Regions from separate parts of the Mus musculus genome. Here regions 2 and 3 are each linked to region 1. The links are chromatin contacts, found by Hi-C or POLR2A ChIA-PET in ENCODE. All regions are on one chromosome and are shown on one strand. Each heading gives the region's core, a stretch centred on a gene start or an enhancer-like site at or near the end of the contact. The rest is flanking DNA. Distances are from core to core; before and after follow the strand shown. Region 1 holds the start of Mrfap1 (Morf4 family associated protein 1). Region 2 holds the start of Bloc1s4 (biogenesis of lysosomal organelles complex-1, subunit 4, cappuccino). Region 3 holds the start of Man2b2 (mannosidase 2, alpha B2).

The links. Hi-C counts contacts between places; a loop is a spot of excess contacts on that map. ChIA-PET counts read pairs that join two places held with the same protein, here RNA polymerase II (POLR2A).
Region 2: a map of heart shows a loop between it and region 1 (2.1-fold over the local background). The contact joins the promoter of Bloc1s4 here to the promoter of Mrfap1 in region 1. A Hi-C loop is called at or near these places in 9 of 37 maps with a recorded cell type or tissue (CH12.LX, Patski, T-helper 2 cell and 4 more). POLR2A ChIA-PET finds 5 or more read pairs at or near these places in 3 of 5 experiments (Patski and embryonic stem cell).
Region 3: POLR2A ChIA-PET joins it to region 1 with 14 read pairs in Patski. The contact joins the promoter of Man2b2 here to the promoter of Mrfap1 in region 1. POLR2A ChIA-PET finds 5 or more read pairs at or near these places in 3 of 5 experiments (Patski and embryonic stem cell).

The regions. Positions count from the first base shown.
Region 1 is chr5:36,795,344-36,798,310 of GRCm38, reverse strand. It overlaps Mrfap1 (Morf4 family associated protein 1), which reads left to right and starts at 1,557. Exons shown (of 2, transcript NM_026242.3): 1 at 1,557-2,108; 2 at 2,367-2,967. The coding sequence starts at 1,718. The coding sequence ends at 2,095.
Region 2 is chr5:36,747,180-36,750,146 of GRCm38, reverse strand. It overlaps Bloc1s4 (biogenesis of lysosomal organelles complex-1, subunit 4, cappuccino), which reads left to right and starts at 1,468. Exons shown (of 1, transcript NM_133724.3): 1 at 1,468-2,773. The coding sequence starts at 1,502. The coding sequence ends at 2,149.
Region 3 is chr5:36,829,260-36,832,226 of GRCm38, reverse strand. It overlaps Man2b2 (mannosidase 2, alpha B2), which reads left to right and starts at 1,578. Exons shown (of 19, transcript NM_008550.2): 1 at 1,578-1,789; 2 at 2,453-2,599. The coding sequence starts at 1,652.

The DNA.
Region 1 (2,967 bases), core at 308-2,807:
AAGGACAGACAGAGTCAGAGATAAACAGATTCCCAAGAGAGCCTTTAGGCAGGCACAGATTCAGAGTCACACAACAGACAGACAGAGGACAGACAACACAGGGAGCCTGAAACACACAGTTCGGATCTGGACTCACTCTTAGTTAAACAACTCCAAGAAGAATTGCTTCTGTTTCTTTCCTTAATGTGACACTGATACATTATTGGTAACTCAGAGGGAATCACTAATGGGTACAATCCATGTGCAGGGTTTTGGGTGGATTCATGGGTTCAACTAATTTGCTGGGTTGTACAGTAGAAGCTGTCTTAGCCATAGAGATCACATTCCCACCAATTAAGACGGGAGGGAGGGGCAGAGTGAGAGGGTGAGGGAGGGGAAGGGAGAGTAGTAGCGAGAGGGAGAGAAAGAAGAGAATTTCCTGGGATCAATGTATACCAGCCTTTCCCCATGTCAGGGTTCTGCAGTCTAAGTATCCTGATGCAGTGTGCAACAGTATCCCATTGTCCTCTGAACCATTTGCTTATTCATGTTCTTACCCTGGATTATTTTTAAACAAAAGCCACTGAGTGTAGAGTCCAATTAAAGATATGCACTTTATATATGCCTATGGTTGGTTTTTGCAAAATGGTTTCACGACTTGTGGTTAGAAAACCAGTGAGATACATAGTTTAGATTCCTGAGAAAGTACTGTCTGATCGTAGACTAAGAATTCGGCATCTCCCCTTAAAGTTCAGTGTTGGTTGAGTAACAGTTACGCAAATGTAGTCGTCTGAGCCAACTTCTGTCCTTTCCACAGCAAGTGATCACCAACTGAATGTGACCTGGGGCCTCAGAAAGCATCAGACAATAGTTTCACCTTAGGAAGCCAGGAGCTCTGTCAGGTAAAAACACACCCAGCCACTCCGTCAATCAAGATATGATAATTCACTTAAACTAACCAAAGGGGCGGAGCTATGAGCAGGATGACTGTCCACACATGGCTTTCCAAGATTCCTCTTTCCCCAGTTTCGAAAAACTGTTTTTGTTGTTGTTGTTGTTGTTTGTTTGGTGGTTTTGATTTGTTTTGAAACAGGGTCTATGTACTGAACTCACTATGTACACCAGGATGACCTCAAACTCAAGGATCGGTCTGCCTGCCGCCTCTACCTCCCAGGTGCTGGAATTAAAGGCGGGCTCTTTTTCTTTTTTAAAAGTAAACTTGTCGGGTGCGGTGGCTCACACCTGCGACACGGGAAGCTACGGCAAGAGGACTGCCTAGAGTTCAAGATCAGTTTAAGCCAAATAATTGAGTTCCAGGCCAGCCTTGGCTACAGCGTGAGGTCCTGTTTCAAAAAGTAAATAAATAAAATCGGAATAAGATACAGGAAGGGACGAACTTCGCATCACCCAGAGCAGCTGCAAAAGCTGCGAAAGGGAGGCCGACCTAATGTCAGCGCGCGGCCGCAGAGGCGCTCGCCCCGCCCCTTCGTGGACGCGAGCGCGCCCGCCCCTTTCAGCGCGGCCGTAAAGAGGGGGCGCGGAGGTGTCGTGAAAGGGGTCGCAAAGCGCCGAGCGCTGGTTGACGGTTGAGACTCCATTTTGTTCGTCGCTCGCCCGCTCGGCAGTCACTCGTCTCCGTGGCTTCTCCGAGGCGGAAAGTTGGACCGGCGGCGGAAGTTTTGAGGACTCGGCCCGAGCTCCGTCCGTGAGGGTCGTGCAGACGAGCAGAGCAGCGGCGATGCGGCCCCTGGACGCGGTGGAGCTGGCGGAGCCCGAGGAGGTGGAGGTGCTGGAGCCCGAGGAGGACTTCGAGCAGTTTCTGCTGCCCGTCATCCACGAGATGCGCGAGGACATCGCGTCGCTGACGCGCGAGCGCGGGCGCGCGCCGGCGCGCAACCGGGGCAAGCTGTGGGAGATGGACAATATGCTGATCCAGATCAAGACGCAGGTCGAGGCCTCCGAGGAGAGCGCCCTCAACCACCTGCAGGGTGCCGGCGGCGCCGAGCCCCGCGGCCCCCGGGCGGAGAAGGCCGACGAGAAGGCGCAGGAGATGGCGAAGATGGCCGAGATGCTGGTGCAGCTCGTGCGGCGGATAGAGAAGAGCGAGTCTTCGTGAGGAGCCGGCCGCGGTAAGGGCGGGAGCCTGGCGGGGCGTGGGCGACGGTGGGGGAGGAGGCTGGCTTGTCGCCTCGGGAGTAAACTAGGCCCCCCCTGGGGAAGGAGTAATAGCAAATCGTCGGCGGGGAGACCGTGGAAGTTTCCAGATGGTGCTGGAGAGCATGGGGCCCTAAGTGAGACAGCGTCCAGAAGGGGGCCGGGTATTTGCTTTGCTGTCCGGACAGCGTGATTAACCTCTCGGTGATGAATCTCTCCCGCCCGTGCCTTAGGTTTCCAGCCAATGGATTCTGGTTGAGTGATGGCGATTGGCTGACATGACACCCTGGAGAAGCTGAAACCAGAGAGCCTTTTGTTTTCCTTTTTTTTTTTTTTTATCTCCTTCTTATTTTTTTTTCTTTTCCCCTCTGTCTTCCCTCTGTTTCTCACTGACACTACGTTTCTGCTATGGTCTGCGGTTGACGACCTCGATATGAGTTTTTGATTATTCGGTGGTTCCTTTTTTTTGTTTGTTTGGGGGAAATAACTTTGATTTGGAAAATGCGCTCACATACGGGAATTAGGGCCTAGATTGTAAGCCCTGTGGCAGTTGAATAACGTTCATTCCTGGCCTTTGGTTGTTGTTCCTAAATTTTGAGGTGCTTTGCTCTTTCTTGGGTGACCTGATAGCTCCCTGAACTTTGAATCTCTGTGACACTTGAGACTCAGAGTTGAAGCTCACCGCCTCTGAAAGTTCTGAAGGAGCTGTGTTAATTCTCGAAGACTCCATGCAGCAATGGCAGAAGAGACCAGACTTCATCCGGGACAGTGGATGGGCCTTACATGGCTAGGACTGATGACCTGGGAGAAGGGTCGGAGGATAGTATTGTTTCT
Region 2 (2,967 bases), core at 219-2,718, 48 kb after region 1:
CCCAGTCTTTTGCAGGATGCGTGTGGGTACCTGCCTGTGTATGAGTATGTCAATAGTAAACAGCCAACACTTTTCCTAACTGTTCCCTATTGGGGATCTGGTTTACGTCTCCTGACAATGGGGTCCAGGCCATTTGGACAAAATACCCACTACAAATCCCATCAAGACAAGGGCATCTCTACTTTATGCCTGTCTTCACTTGACAATGTTGAAGAATAAGGCCCTAAGTTTCCCAAGGACCTGCCAGACTGCATGGGTCTCAGAGACGCCACCTTGGATGTTTCTATGAATATTAAGAATTTATTCCTACCTTGTTTTTGTGTTTGTTTGTTTGTTTTTCTGGTAGCATTGTGATGGAATCCATGCTTGGGTGAGAGTACTTCTTTTGTGAGGAGGCTGAGATGACCACTCGTTAGGTTGACTTTTGTGTTCCACTGTTCTTGCTTTTGCTTACAGTTTATTTTGCTATCGCTGGTAAGGGAAAAGAGGCAGGCTGGAGCCTCACATGGGTGCTGGTGGGTACTACACAGTGGATAGATGTGGGAACAAGTCTAAGAGAGCTGTGAACTTACTGTGAACTACGGATAGGCCATTGTGTGGGATGTTCTTCCCACAAGGTGGCCTTCTAGAAAGAATTACATAAACTGTGATAAGAGGATACGCAAGGACGTGCAGGAAATGCCCTGGCATGTCCCCGTTATCTCTGTGGGAAAGACAAATAGGAGGGATATTCTTGGCTCTTTTCACAAGACCAAAGATGATAACACCAGGTATATTTTCTGTACTTGTATTTGCTAAAACTAATCATAAATGTCACCTCATATTTTGCTTCCTTTAATAATAAAAATGAGAAGTTCTTTGTATTATTCTTGAGCTCAAACACCTGGAGTCCCCCAGTTCCTAGACAGGGCTTTGGAATATCCTTCCATCTACGGAGATTTAGCCTTGGCTGGCTACAGGGCAGGTGGAGCAACAGAGGTAACCTGCTGTGACGGTATGGACAGCCTCAGCTCTGCTTCAATGTATTTCTCTGACACTATCATTTGTCAATTTACCACCAATCTACCTATCATTCCATTATCTATTGATCTGTCTGTCTGTCTGAGACAGAGCCTCACTACAGGACCCTTGGTGGCGTGAAACTGGCCAGGCTGGCCTTGAATTTAAGAGATTTGTCTGCCTCTGACTCCTGAGTGTTGCTACCAAAGGCCTGTGCCACTGGTCTAATCTATTTGTCATCTATTATCTATCTGCCATCTACCCATCTTTCTATCTATCCTCTAATCGTCTGTCACCCTCTTTGGATTACTAACTTGTGCAAACTCTGCTGGCACACACTACGAACGCACCGACAAGCCAGCCAGAAGCACTGCGGGCTCTCTGGGCATGTGGATAGTAGGCTTGGCTACTTGTTAGGGGCGTGACGTCTTTAGGAGGCGCCGGAAGCAGGCATCTCAGACCGTAACGCAATCGCTCAGCACCGGAAGCGGCCGAGCGGGCCATGGAGGAAGGACCCGCCGTCGGAACCCTGTCTCGAGAGGTCTCTACCGAGGAGGCCGAGCCGTTGGGCGCCGCGTGGAGCGGGGACAGCGGCCACGTCTCGCAGAGCCACAGCAGCGCGTCCGGGCCGTGGGACGATGACGGCCCCGAGGACGCGCCGGGCCGCGACCTGCCGCTGCTGCGCCGCGCCGCCTCGGGCTACGCCTCCAGCCTGCTGCCCAGCGCGGGACCGAGGCCAGAGGTGGAGGCGCTGGACGCCAGCCTGGAGGAGCTGCTGGCCAAGGTGGACGAGTTCGTGGGCATGCTGGACATGATCCGCGGGGACTCGTCGCATGTGGTGGGCGAGGGCGTGCCCCGGATCCACGCTAAGGCGGCCGAGATGAGGCGCATCTACGGCCGGATCGACAAGCTGGAGGCCTTCGTGCGGATGATCGGGAGCAGCGTGGCCAGGATGGAGGAGCAGGTCGCCAAGGCCGAAGCCGAGCTGGGGACCTTCCCGCGGGCCTTCCGGAGGCTGCTGCATACCATCAGCGTCCCCGCTCTCTTCAGGTCGGCGCCCAGCGGGCCCCAGCGCGCGGCGTACGAGCCGCCAGTCCTGTTTCGGACCGAGGACCACTTCCCTGGCTGCGGTGACAGACCGCAGCTCTGAGCGTGTGCGCCTCCACCGCATGAGGACTCCAGCGAGACTCTTGTCCCAAGTGTTAAGAAATCCTGTGAACTGGCGTATGTGATGCCGGGATGTGAAAGGTTAAAGTTTATTTTCTGCAAACGACTTGACATCGTCAGTATTCGATGCCAAGAGTGTAGGTCTCTATGTCTTCCAGTTCGGATTCGAAAGCTCTTTGGTGGGGACCTGGGGAAGCCAACTGAATTAATTTATCGGTGCAATACGGCAGAGCTGTTATTTTTATGGCCTTTATTACAGTGAACAGTGTTTCCTTGTTAAGATTTATATATTTATATGATCAAAAGTGCCCAAGAAATTAAAGCTGTATTATTAAATCCTAACAGTGGTTCAGTTTTCTGTAGCCTTCTGGGATAGATAGTAAATTGTTTTGTATTATATTCAATTTTCTATGGTGTAGACTGTAAGCCAAAGGAAAGAAGACAGTTTCTTAAGATAGCAAACTGGGCGTTTTGTTGCAGGGAGTCCTGAAGTTGTATTTGACAGTTTGACTGGAAGCTTAGTTTATCAAAGCAAGAATATTAATGTATGGTTGTCAGTGTTCTATTTATAGCACATCAATTAAAATGTTAAATTTCTTTGGCAGAGATTTCCTTCTGGAGATTATTTACCATAGTTTGTTTGGAAATGAGCCTGTCGTTCATGTTTTTAGTAGTGGGGTAAGAAAAGGCAACTTCCTTCTTTGGAAGGTTTGTGTGAAGAGCCAACCTCGCTGCTCTTCTCACAGTTCTGCGGTTCTTCCCCCGAGTCTCGTTGAGCAGAAGGGTTTTGTTCTTTCACTT
Region 3 (2,967 bases), core at 329-2,828, 34 kb before region 1:
AAGCTGGGTACCGTGTTGAGAATCTGTAGCCCCAACACAGGAGGCAGAGACAGGAGGCCCCTGGAGCGACTGTCTGGTCAACTTAGCCAATCAGAGAACTCCAGGTCCAGTGAGACATGGTATTTCAAAACACAAGGTACAGCGTGATATAGGAAGATACTCAGCATCAACCTCTGACTTCCACACACATGCACACAGCATGTACATACACCACACAAAAAATAAAACACGGTACAACATTCTAGCTTACGACAATCCAAACATACACTAATGTGATGCTCATATGTTGAGAAATTATGGAAGGAAAATATTAAATATTTGTTTTTGAGAGTAAACCATTGTTTCTGTAACAGCATAGATGTTGTCTATTTGCTGAAAAACAACGCAATTCACAGCATATCTGAACCAAAATGTTCTGGGTGGTGTTTGCTGCATAGAGTGTCAGCCTTCACAGTGCAAAGCGCTAGTGCCATGTGTTCAGATCCAAGGTGGCAGTGACATCATCTGAAGTACCATGAGTGAGCACCGCCAGAAATACCTCCGATTCTTTAGGTTTGAGTGTGTTACTAGACATTCGAAAACTTTACCGTTGCCAAAATTTTTGCAGCCCCACATATGTGGTCACAACACACATAATTTAAGAAGCTATGATTGGGCTGGAGAGATGGCATAGCAGTTGACAGCGCTGGTTGCTCTTCTAGTGGACCCAGGTCCCATCCATAGAACCCTTGTGGTGGTCCACATCCCATTGGCTAACATTTGTCATGCAAAGGAGGCTGGGAAATGTAGTCCACCTGAGTCCTAAAGCGGTGGCCGCACAAGTTGGTAAATGGCTGCCCACTTCTTCATGGAAAGGTCTGACCTCTTGTGGAATCTAGAGGTCTCAGGTCCGTGGACAGGATAGAGAGGGATCTGAGCTTGCTCAAAGAACAGCTTGGGTTTTGGTCGCATTTGCTGAAGGGCAAGTGACAAAACAGGCTAGTCAGAGTCACACCTCTGGCCCCACCACAGCCCAGAAAACCCCAAACTATAGACCACCTGCTGGCCACGGAGGAGCTACAGAGGTGATTCAGGGAACTGCTCTCTTACCAATTGTAAAGTCACCAGTTTTAATTGGCTGAGAGATGGGGACTTCATTCATTTAGATCCCATGTCCCTAGCAACTCATGCCTCCTCTATTATCACATCCCATTTTATGGGGATCAAAGAGATTAAACATCTGCCCCAGCTCACCATCCAAGACCCCAGATTTGATTCTGAACCTACCAACCCTGACCCTTTCGTCGCTGTGTCTGTAAAAAGCCAGTTTCGCTTCCTTAAAATGAACTAAAAAATTTCAAGTCAAGCCACCCTGAGGCTAGAGGTCTGCGTCGGAGAGCGTGTTATCCTGGAAGGTTTCCCTCTGTGTAGACAACAGCGGTCTCCAAGTCTGGAGGTAGTGGCCTTGAGCTGCAAGACCACCATATAGGGACGAAAGCTGCAATACACACTCTAGCCGACAAGGGGCGCCGTACCACACAAAGCTCGTGCCCTGCCCGTGGCTGGCAGCGCTCGCGCATTCCTGCCGACAGGCGGCGCCGCGGGTCCCGGACCCGGAAGTGGACCGCTCTACCCAGGACCCGCTGCCCTGGCAGCGTCCCACTGCCCAGCAATGGGGCCGCTGCGCTGGCTGCCGCTACTCGGCCAGCTGTTGCTGTTGTGGCCGCGGGCAGCTCAGCCCGCCGGCCCGATCCGGGCCTTCGTGGTGCCCCACAGTCACATGGACGTGGGCTGGGTCTTCACGGTCCAGGTAAGTTGGAGCGTTCCTGAGCTCCTTGCACAGTAACTGCCTCCTGCGGAGTGCACCCGACCCAGCCGGGAAGAGAGGCGACCTGGGCTGCAGCACCCCACCCCACCCCCCAGCCTGATCCCCTGCAGTCTGAGCCTCAGCCTCGGGCTGGCCACTTCCTGCCTCGGAGTCCTGATGGCATCTATCTTATTAGACGGTCCCTGCAAAAGTTAAGGCAGAGGAGTGTGTCCCCAAAGTGTGGATTGACAGGTAGCCAGTCTCAGGAATAAGCCTGGAGTACCTTGGGTGGGGTAGGTTTCCAAGCAGGTGGATGTCAGCTGACTACAGGCAACTGGGCTGGCCCTCTGTGGTGCTGACATGAGGGCTAGCCAGTTCAGCTTCCTCTTCACACTCCTACCCAGCCAGATAAGCTTGGTATGGGGCCTGTAACCTCGAGGTTCTTTCTGTTCAAGACCTTGGACAGAGCGGGCAGGGAGAGGCTTTCTGTCCACTGGCTCAGGTTCCTTGTCTATAAAGAGAAAGTGGTGATTCCTGCCACATACCCCTAGGTCTGAGTACACTGGAGGTGTTAGGCACCAGGGTACTTGGTCTCTTGTACTTCTCTTTGGTCCTTTGGACTCATCACCACCCTTGGGGCTGTTGTGATGGCTTCTGCCTCCCCAGGAAAGCATGAGAGCCTATGCAGCCAATGTCTACACTACCGTGGTGGCGGAACTGGTCCGCGGAGGGCAGCGGCGCTTCATCGCCGTGGAGCAGGAGTTCTTCCGGCTGTGGTGGGACGGTGTGGCCTCTGAGCAGCAGAAACAGCAGGTAAGGTGGGGACAGGAGTGTCAGGACATGGGTCCCTAAGGTATCCGAAGTGTGAGAGGAAAGTTCCAGGAGGAGACTAGATAGGGAGTTCCAGATGTGCTCAGGAACATGCTAGCTGTAAAGACAAAACAACAACAACAACAAAAACTAGGCTTGTGGTCAGGGCCACTGCCCATAGACAGGGTGACGTCATCTTTCTGTCTGTTCTTGGTAGGGGACCGGACATACCCCTAAGCTAGGCTAGCATTTCTCCCAAAAGGCAACAGGAATTGGTGCTTAATCAACACCCAGGTGAACTTTGTCCCCTCCCCTATCTGCACACACTGACTCTCCCCTGCCCCTGGCTGGCCGTGTTTGGAACCCCTGTG